Linked DNA regions of Homo sapiens: region 1 is linked to region 2. Evidence: chromatin loops called from intact Hi-C (ENCODE). Cell type or tissue: B cell. All regions are shown on one strand. Each heading gives the region's core, and the rest is flanking DNA. Links, peaks and the distances in the headings are about the cores only.

Region 1 (5,370 bases), core at 346-5,345, 110 kb after region 2:
CACACCTGGCTAATTTTTCTATTTTGAGTAGAGACGGGGTTTCACCATGTTGGCCAGGGTGGTCTCGAACTCCTGACCTCAGGTGATCTACCCACTTCGGCCTCCCAAAGTGCTGGGATTACAAGCGTGAGCCACCATGCCTGCCCTGAGCACAATCTTTGTAACTAGCTATACATGTAACTATACATATAGAAAACCAGCACAAAGTGGGCCAGTAGTATTTAATGAAATCTAATGACTAACCATAAGTCCACAGAGGGAGAAAAACATTTATCAAATTCACACGTCACGTTTCTAATCAAATCTCTTTAATTTCCAGGGTCAGTTGTTCATAGCATCTATCTACTCATATAACAACTCTGCCCTATGAAATGAATCCACTGTGGTTTGGATCTGTTGCCTCTTTCTCTTTTCTGAGAGTAGAGAGAGCTACCTTCGTAAATAATATTTGCTAACAACAGCAAGGCAAAAACAATTATCAATGCATTTGTGTCTTTCAGGGCAGATTGGTCTATCAAGTCCTTAATTTCCCCTCTCTCCTTTCTCCCTCCCTTCCCTAAAGGATGTGCCTGTGGTAGGTACATCTTTCTACCATCCATCACAACTTTTCATTCTCTTTTCTGATGTTCAAATACAGGTCAATTCTGGTCATCAAACAAACTGCCAAAAGGATAAGTAATGAGCCACTCAGATTAAGGTATGCACTAATAAAAATTTAATATCAGAAAACAGCATTTTTTTAACCATTCACAATTAAAGTGGAAAGAGACAAAATTATAAGGCAGCCATCCATGGAATGATTTCATGTTTACAAGGGATCCAGAAAAAGGGACATTTAAAATCACTGTTCCAGCTATTGAACCAGGGGAACTGCAGTCTTATCCCATGAGACTTCTAACTTGCTGGAAGATGCCACAAGAAAAAAAGATCAAAGCCAATCTCCTTGTGTTAAGCCACTGGGTTAGGCTGAGTATATCTAGAGAATTCCTAAATGGTTGTCTAGTTCTTTCCCACAAGTTACACATTTCCTTCAGGCCTCCTGAGGTGAATCTAGATGTCTCAGGTACAAAGAGGTTTTAATTTCACAGCATCTCCAACAGTGCACTTTGGGTGATGTGGACCATTCTGTATTGAGCAGAAATTTTCTAATGGAAGGAAGGTTCCTCTGCAGAACAACTACAGAGGATTTTCACTTAACACTGCAGCAGTTCTGGATGAATCTGGTCATGATTCTCAGTCTCCCAAGGGGCTCAGGGGCCCACAAGGCAGGAACATCCTTTGGGGGTTTGTGCTGCTGTCATACGGTTCCTGTGTTCAGTCCCTAGCTACCATGTGTTTCAGGGGCTTAATACACTCCGATGCTGGTGTGTCCTCTTAGTTCTAATCCTTGAAAAAGAGAAAAACCAGGCAGTGACACTTAGAAGTAGGCTGGTAAAAAAAAAACACAATCACATTTTCTCCTTTCTGCAAAGAAAGGACAACTCAAAACAGCCACTCCCTTTCTTTTCTCTAATGATTCAAAATACCAGAACAGGGCTCACTTGGCTGTTTTGAATTGGGAAAGAAAGAGGTGAAAGCGGGGAGAAAGAGAAAACACATAACCTCTAGGTAGGTAGTACTGTTTCCAACTGTCTACGTTCCAGTGCAGAATCTTTGCTAAAAAAAAATTTGGCAATAGTGTGCACAGGAAAACTGAATCAAACCTGGAACATCACTGCTTTCTTGAAATGGAACTGACAAGCAATTAACTGGAGAATAAGTGAGGGGAATGGAGCAGTAGTATTCTTTAACTTAATTTGCCATTTAAGAGAGCACTTGGAATCTGAAGAAAGTCTATCCCTACCAAGGAAACGGAGTCAAATTGCAATTAAGATTAACTTTGGTTATATGGAAGCAAGAATCATGCTTCTCATCATCAATTGCGTCTCTTTGGTAGCCAATAATTCCATCTGTAATCATGGCAGCAACTTAAGTATTGCCAATGTTTTCAAATGTGTTACAGCATTAAGGCATCCACATCTAAAGAGGCAGTTTTAAACAAGAGGAAAACGGAACTGAAATGTGCCAAGAAGTGAACACGGACATGGCCTCTCCTGGAATACTGCCCACCATGCCAGCAAGCTCTTCCTCCAGTCAAGAAGGCCTGTGCCACGCTGCTTGGTTCCCTGCTGCCTGAAGATGCATTTGAGCCCTATGAGATTAGTATGGCTATTTCTGTCTGCTGACCAGGAGAGAAATGAGTAGTTCTCGAGGCAGCAGCTTTAAAATCTGGGAAAGCCCATACATAGCTTCTGAGAGCTAAGAGGGCCCTGAAAGGTTTGCTTGTTAATAGTGAGGTCCAGAGGGGAAGGCAAATTTGGAAGTCAGATGGTTCAATCCTTGCCGGAGTTCAAGGCTCCATCCAGCAAGATATACTAGCCAAACTTTTAAGCATGATGGCAAGGCACTGCTGAAAGAGGCTTTGGCCAGTAGAACAAATTACCATTGCACACAACAATATGATAGAAAGCACTACTGTCCAAACCAAACCAGACACTACAATCTGCTATTTATTTGACAAAGTCAGTTTCCAGAGAGAATCTAGGCAACCATATAGTTTTGAAGGACTAGATGAAACCTCAAGTCTCACACCAGTCAGCTGTTAACATCCAATCAAGGAAGTCATTTGGACTTTCCATACTATACCTTCTCTTGGTAGTAAAATTGTATGCAATTGTTGCCAATGACTACATACAACTGTATCCTATTTGTGCTACTTTCCTCACTGTGGCCAGCAGAGGGCTCACAAGCTTTATTTCCACAGCTGCTGATCCAGTGACAAATTCATGAAGGAAATAAATCATAGGCATGCTAGCTTATGCGTCATAGAAAACGTTTTTACAAACTACTACGTCCACTGCCCTGAAGAAACTAGTCTTGGTTCCCCCTTAGTGTAATGTGTTTTGAAATGGTATAGAAAGTAAAAATAAATTAATAATACAATATTATACACTTATTTGACAAGACAGGGTTTACAAAAATTTTGGCAAATATGAAAAAAAAATTATCCTAGTCTGTTAAACACTTTTGCTATCTCAATTGTTTAAATTACCAGATTAGTGATTGTGTCAATTTACACATGAGGAGGTGGTATTTTAAGGGCTCAACAAAGCGGCATTTGACACAAAGGTAATTTCTTTGAAGGGGGATAAAGAATAAAGATATTATTATCTTCATTATTACAGTTCGAGAAGTGGTTGTCCTGATAAGAATTCATCCCACACAAATATTAACACCAGCAGTAAGCAGCAAATTGTGGCGAGGAGAGGCTAGAGGGAAAAGTTAGAAGAAAAGCAAAGAAAAGACGAAGAGACAAGAGACATGATTCCAATAAGCTTTAAATCAATAGGCAAACACTTCTCATTTATGATCCATCTTGCTACAGGTGGTTATGTGAGAAGACACAGTGTCGCCAAAGCTGACCTAGTATTTAGGTCCCTAGAGGGATTGCTGATCTGCTAAGAGAAATAATTAAAAAAAAAAAAAACAAAAAAAAAGGACAACCATACATTTTGGTAGTCTTTTAAAAAAAGCTACTACAAAGATATCAATAACCATCCAAAAATCACTTAAAATTTAATATCCCTTAATTTCCAAAGACACTTTGTGATCTGACTGTTCTTGAAGGAAAGCCTAGAACTGAAACTACTAGAACTTGGCTCCTCTCTAGGAATGTGGAGACAGGTATTCTGCAAAGGAGAACTTGACAAGGAATGCTACAAAATACCAGTCACCTCTTTAGAAGCTCCTCCCACCTCTCCTGCTCCATTTGATGGAATGGCAGGCTGGATTCAGAGAGGCACGTGCCAAAGGAGCTGTTTAAATCCCTCTAGACATCCCTTTTCAATGGATATCTCTTTTGAGTATAAAGAGAGCTTTCAATGTGTCTTGCTATCATTTTCCTGACCCTAATCCCAGATTAACTAGAATCACCTTTAGCATCTAAGTGAGTGGGTGCTATGACCTTCCATCAACGCATGTGGCATAGATGCTAAAGCACCAGTCTTACATGGTGGGAACCATGTTAAAAATCAATGGATAAAGTAGCAGAGCCTCTAAACTAAGAAGAAAGAGACATAGCTTAATTACAGAACACTGTATTTTCATAATCACTATTTCATTGTGAGTATGAAGTTCTCCTCTTTTCCTTAAAACTAAATTCCATCTTCCCTGAGAATAGGGTTAAGAGAAATATTAAAACGCAAAATGTCAAGGGCCTTTTAAAAGATAACACAATGGGATGTCTATAGCTAACTGCAACGTAAATGTGTTTCTACTCTAAAAGCTTTTCCATTACTCAGGTTTTAACCTCACCTCCCCTCTGGACTCTAGGAATACATGTAGAGATGCGCAAGGTGAGACAAGAGACTGAGGAAGTGAGTAGCTGTCACGTGCCGGCTGTTCTCACTGGATGGCAAACGGCCCTGGACCAAGGCTGGACCTTGAACATTTAATGCTGGTGTCCTACTGACAGGATGAGAGGGATGAGGCAACCCAGAACCAGGGCTGCCACTTCCAGGCGGCTGAGGCCTCTCCCTCCCGTGGCATCGGGCTTGTGGCTGTGCCCTATTCCGCCCACCTCAGGGAGGACATGTACTGTGGCAACATAAAGAAATGTCCCGGCAGAGAAAAGCATGGCCACTCCCGTGGCGTTCACCTCTGAAAGGGCTTCTTTACTGCTCTGTGAATTAGAAGAGAGAAAGAGGAAAAACTAAGTCAAGTAAAATTCAGGGTCAGGAAGAAGTCCCAGTTAAAAAACACTCACTGTTCTTAACTGGTGCTGTCTAGGACACTGGGGACATCTAGAGAACACAGCAACTTTAAGTTATTCATGGGAAGCTTCCAAATAAGGGTTTAAGAATATCAGTGATGTACGCAATTGATTTTTTAAAAAATTTATTGTAAATCAACAATTTATAATTATATATATTTATAGGGTATAAAGTGACATTATGATTCATGAATAAAATGTGGACTAATTAAATAAAACTAACATCTGTCATCTCAAATATTTATCATATTTTGTGGTGAGAACATCTGAAATTTACTCTTAGCAATTTTGATATGTACCACACACTATTATTAAACTATATTCACCACAGTTCCATCATTCTGTCCATCCATTCATTGACTGTATCTGTCTTTAGAGATGAGGTCTCGCTATGTTGCCCAGGCTGGAGTTGAGTGGCTATTCACAGGCACAATCATAACACACTACAGCCTGGAACTCCTGGGCTCAAGCAATCCTCCTGTCTCAGCTTCCCAAGTAGCTGGGACTACAGGTATGCGCCACTGCTCCTGGTTCACAATTGCTTTTTAAAACGAACTTTA
Region 2 (5,370 bases), core at 141-5,140:
CCTGTTAGTATGTAAGTAGGGTAAAATTCCAAAGGCTTCGTGTTCTTAAAACTACTACCTGAATGTCAAAAGCATCAGTAATTCTCACCTCCCATTGCACCTCAGCTTCCTGCACTTGGCATCTGCCCTAGTGCAATACTAAGCTGTTTTTGCCAATGTCACCCAAGACTCATAACTGCCAGTTTCAGTGGGTATTTGACTCCAGGTGAAACCTCCTGGACCTCTGCAGCCCTTAACACAAGGGGCACACTCTCCTTCTGCAGTGCCCCACTGGTAGCTCACACAAGACCACACTTTGCTGTCTGTCCTTGTTGCACTCCTTGTTGGTCCCCTTCGTGCACTCCTTTTCCCTTAGCAGCCCTATCCATGCCCTGCCAGCCTCTCTCATTGCTCCACCTGCCCTCCCTGAGTGATCTCACTCACACTGTTGGTTTTAGGAACCAGGTATAGGGTCACGATGTCCTAATTCTAGCTCCAGTCCAGATCTCTGACACAACTTATCAGCCACCTGCTGAGCAGCTCCACCTCAATCAAGAGGTCCGAAAAGGAAACCATCCTTCCCTGGCCCTCCCCATCACTATGTGCTGTATTCCTCCTGCCACTGTTCCTCTCTGGCCCCAATCCTTCCTGCCTGGGGTGACCACAGTGTCCAGCTAACTGGGCTTCCTGCCTCCTCTTGGCCCTGGCCTTTGTAAAGCCTCCACTTCACTGTTGCCAGAGTTATGTTCCTAAAATAAAAACCAAATCATGTCATTTCCCCACTTAAAACCCTTCACTTTCTCCTCACAGTCTACCTGACAATGTCAAGGTTATTTTTTAAAATTTAATTTTTTTTTCTTGAGATGGAGTCTCGCTCTGTCATCAGGCTGGGGTGCAGTGGTGAGATCTCGGCTCACTGCAACCTCTGCCTCCCAGGTTCAAGCGATTCTCCTGCCTCAGCCTCCTGAGTAGCTGGGATTACAGCTGCATGCCACCACACCCGGCTAATTTTTGTATTTTCAGTAGAGACGGAGTTTCACCATGTTGGCCAGGCTGGTCTCGAATTCCTGATCTCAAGTGATCCATCCGCCTCGCCCTCCCAAAGTGCTCGGATTACAGGTGTGTGCCACCACACCCAGCCAAGGTTATTTAATGCATAGTTCAATATTCCCTCTAATGTTATGTCCCATCCTCTCCTCGACTTCCCTCCATCAAGCACTCCTCCGGTCTGTCTCCTACGGCCACTATCACTCAAAATGGAAAAGAGGTGGGCAGGAGATGTCTCAAAATAACACTCATTGTATGGCACTAACTGGTTATAATTGTTATTATCTATAACCAGGAAGTCATAAAATGTTGCATTAAACACCAGTTACATATGTTCCACCTGCGTCAAACCCATAAGTGTTCTTAGTTTTTGTTTGTTTTTATTTTGTTTTATTTTGTTTGAGACAGGGTCTCACTCTGTCACCCAGGCTGCAGTGCGGTGGTGCAGTCATGGTTCACCGCAGCCTCAACCTCCTGGGCTCAGGTGATCCTCCCACTTCAGCCTCTGGAGTAGCTGGGACTACAGGCACAGGACACCACCCCAGCTAATTCTTGAAAATTTTTTTAGAGATGGGGACTCGCTATGTTGTCCAGGCTGGTCTCAAATTCCTGGACTCAAGTAATCCACTGGCCTCGACCTCCCGAAGTGCTGGGATTACAGGTGTAAGCCACCTTGCCCAGCCTGTTTTTAGTTTTTCATTGAAAAAAAAAAAATCACAATTTGCATCAGGCGCCATATTTCCACCCAATTATTCGCTATCAAGTTTGTTTGCTCCTCAGGGTTTCCTTTAGAAACAAGCTGAGCAATTCCTTCATTCTACCCAGTTAGGCTGCTGAAAGACTAGGGTTTCTTGGTGATTTATATATCGATATCTATCCATATCTATACCTACATCTACCTGTATGTGTGTAGTGTATATATATACATATTATATGTGTGTATATATGTACATATATACATTTAAACAAAAATTTCTCCTTCGTCCTCGAAGCAAACAAACCAGCACCCTCGAGTGTCCGCCAGGAGGCGCAGGGGGCAGCGTGGGACCTGCGGTACCTCCACGGTTGTAGAGGTGTAGAGGGATGCCGCAGCGACGGAACCGGGCTTCTTTTTTAAAGAATCAATGTGAGGGAAGGGTGCAGAGCCGCGTTATTTTAGGGAGACATTGTCGCACTCCCCCTCCCACGTGTAGGTAGCATCTGGGGTGCGTGCGCCCTGTTCGCAGACCCCATGGAGAGACGCTGGCGGCGGCAGATGGGGCTCCTTTCACGGTTGCAGCCGGCAGTAACCCGACCCCGCCGGCGCAGAGACTGAAGAAGCGCAGGGGACAGCGGCGAGCTGCGAACAAAAGCCCTTGGCGCGGGGCCGAAGCCCAGGACGCGGGGTGAGTAAACCGGCTCGGGTACCGGGAGCTGCGGGAACCTGGGCGGCCAGGTTCTTTGCACTCCAGGAGCCCACCCACTGGGATGCTGTGGGGGAACTCGGAGGGCACCCGAGGGCGGGTATCTGAACCCCGACTGGGGTGGATGGTATCTTTAGCACATTCAGACTTGGAGGAGATCCGGTGCGTCTGAGAGTATCCAGGCACCTTCTCCATCCCCAGCAAACACCCGGTGGGGGTGGAGGTGGGGGCGGAGGCGGCGTGCAGAGCCCTCAGTAAGCCCTGCCAGAGCTGCTGGAGCAAGAATCCATCACCCCTCCCGGAGAGGCCTTTGGGGACTTCTCCCAGCCCTTTAATCACCCGGGGGCCTTGCGACCGAGTCTCCTTTGGCAGGGGAAATCAACCATAAACTTCTTCCCTTAGGCAAATGGGGTCCCTTGGGATGAACAGGCCTCTTGCTTTTTTGTTCCTGCAAAGCTGCATCCCCAGTAGCCCGCCTAAGCTACAAACAAATACGCTAATCCTCCCGGGAATCCTCCAGCGCCTCCCTCTCTAGCTCCTGCCTGCACCTGGATCTTTTCATCTTAACTTGCAGCAGAAAGGGGATGCATCTAGCGGGCTAGGCGCCCAGAGGAGCCTCGCCACAGGCCTCCACCCCGCATTCCGGGGCTGAGGGAGACCCAGGCTGCTCTCTGAACACGAGTGTCCGCCCCACCCCCATCCCCGTTCTGGCGCTCAGCCTGGGCTTTCCGACATCGGTTTTATGATTTACGTTCCACCAAAGCCTCTGAGCCTAATCCGAAAGCGGATTAAGTTGGGATGGGGTGACTATGGATGAGGAGGGGGGAAGAGCTCTCAGACGTATTCCTCGATGTCCCTCCTTGTGATCTGCAGAGATTCCAACAAAGGACGGGGCTCAGCCATGGTGGACCCAGTGCCTGAAGAAGAGAAGGCAGGAGCGGAACCCGGCGACTCTGGAGGGGACGAGGCCGTGGCGTCCGTGCCCCCTGATTCCCAGGGCGCACAGGAGCCCGCAGCTTCCTCGGCCTCGGCCTCGGCCTCCGCGGCGGTGCCCCGCAAGGCAGAAGTCCCATGTGCAGCCGCAGAAGGCGGGCGGCGGGAGCAGTCCCCGCTGCTGCACCTCGACCTCTTCAACTTCGACTGCCCAGAGGCGGAGGGCAGCCGCTACGTGCTGACCAGCCCCCGCTCGCTAGAGGCCTGCGCCCGCTGTGCGGTCAAGCCGGTGGAGCTGCTGCCACGGGCCCTGGCCGACCTGGTGCGAGAGGCTCCGGGCCGCTCCATGCGGGTGGCCACCGGCCTGTATGAGGCCTACGAGGCGGAGCGGCGCGCCAAGCTGCAGCAATGCCGGGCCGAGCGCGAGCGCATCATGCGCGAGGAGAAGCGGCGTCTTTTCACGCCTTTGAGCCCCGCGGCCGCCGCCGCCGCCGCCGCCGCCGCGGCCTCGGCCCCGAGCGCGGGCAGCAGCAGCAGCTGCAGCAGCGCCAGCCTCCCGGCCTCGCCCGCGCCGCGTGCGGCCCGCAAGGCTTCCCCTAGTCCCTCCTCCGCCCGGACCCAACCTCCGCCAGCGGGTTCTCGAACAGGCAGGAAGAGCCATTCGCTGGACTCACTGTCCCGCCGGCGTGAGGGCGCCCTCAGCTCCGAGTCGGGCGCATCGTCGTCATCCTACAGTGGGGAAAGCTTGAGGGAGCTGCGCTGGCCGCCTCGGGCCTCGGCCAGGAACAGCTGCCCAGCGGGGTCGGCGTCCTCCACCACCAACGCTCCGGGCCGCCCGTCTGCCCTGACCCTGGTTCCGATCACCGGCCGCAGCTTCAGCCTCGGCGACCTGAGCCATTCGCCGCAGACCGCTCAGCACGTGGAGCGCATCGTGCGTCAAGTGCGTGCAGAGCGCGGCCTGCGCGGGGTGCCGGAGCGTGACCGGAAGATCGCGGCGCTCATGCTGGCGCGGCACCAGGAGGAGCTCCTGCTGCTGGAGCAACGCGCGGCTGCCCACGGCCAGTGGGAGCTGCAGCGCGTGCACGCCAAGCAGCGGCGGGAGCGCGAGGAGCGGGAGAAGCAGCGCGCCCTAGAGCAGGGCCGCCGAGCCTGGGCCGCGCAGGTGGAGGAGCGGCGAGGCCGCCGTGGCCGCGAAGAGCGCGAGGCGGCGCGGCGGCGGCAGCGGCAGTACGAGCGCAGCGAGGAGCGGCGGCGGGAGCTGGCCGAACGCCAGGGCCTCCTGCGGCGGGAGCGGGCGGAGCGCGCGGCCCGGGAGGATCGGCTGCGCAAGCTTCAGCAGGAGCAGAACCTGAAGCAACGTGAGGAAGGTCTACAGGAAGGGCGGGAGCGGGCTGAGCAGATCCGCAGGGAGCGCGCCCAGCGCGCGGCCCGCGCCAAGCAGCGGCAGGAGGGCCAGCTGCAGCGGGAGAAGCGGGAGCTGAGCCGGGCCGAGCGGGCGCGCCACGAGGCGCTGCTACAGGGTCGGACCCGGCAGCAGCGCCAGGAGCGAGAGGGCCTGCGGAGCTCGCTGGAAGCCAGTTTGGGCCGTGCGCAGGAGAACTACGAGCATTTGGTGGAGCAGCGCACCCGGGAGCTGCGGGAGCGGGCCCGGCGAGAGGAGCTGCAGGGTCGGCGGGCCAAGGAGGCGGCAGAGCGCAAAGAGCGGGAACATCAGGCGCACCTGGAGGCGCTGGCCCGGGCGGGGGAGCGACGGCTGCAGCACGCGACGCAGGTGGCCGAGGAAGCAGTGCAGCAGAAGGCGCGGCGCGTGGGCCAGAGCCGGCTGGAGAAGGAACGAGCCCAGCGCGCCAACAAGGAGAAGGTGGAGAGGGACGAAGACTGCCGCCGGCGAGAGCTACTCCAGGCCATCGGGCGCAAGCTGGAGCGCAGCGAGCAGCTGACGCGGGAACGGCGCAGTGCGCTGGAGAGCGCCCGCTCCACAGCCCGGGCTTCCTTCCACGTGCGTGAG

The links. A loop is a pair of places that touch in the nucleus more often than their neighbours do. Peaks named below come from ENCODE experiments on the same cell type or tissue, not always from the same donor. Only the 100,000 strongest peaks of a DNase experiment are listed, where the experiment ranks them.
Region 1: a loop joins it to region 2, with 6 times the contacts of the local background. A loop is called at or near these places in 7 of 110 quality-filtered maps.

The regions. Positions count from the first base shown.
Region 1 is chr14:69,457,713-69,463,082 of GRCh38, reverse strand. SLC39A9 (solute carrier family 39 member 9) reads right to left here. Exons shown (of 7, transcript NM_018375.5): 7 at 693-4,720. The coding sequence ends at 4,490. Among named protein-coding and RNA genes, the nearest start is that of PLEKHD1, 24 kb to the left of the region's middle. RefSeq lists a silencer at 2,746-2,795. In B cell, for the core only: CTCF peaks have their summits at 2,615 and 2,816 (motif pointing right); a DNase peak (open chromatin) is centred at 2,782.
Region 2 is chr14:69,571,583-69,576,952 of GRCh38, reverse strand. It overlaps CCDC177 (coiled-coil domain containing 177), which reads left to right and starts at 2,082. Exons shown (of 2, transcript NM_001271507.2): 1 at 2,082-2,411; 2 at 3,303-5,370. The coding sequence starts at 3,331. In B cell, for the core only: CTCF peaks have their summits at 1,816 and 2,027 (motif pointing right); DNase peaks (open chromatin) are centred at 2,082, 3,032, 3,732, 4,482 and 1 weaker place; H3K4me3 peaks cover 1,711 bases; H3K27me3 peaks cover 3,396 bases.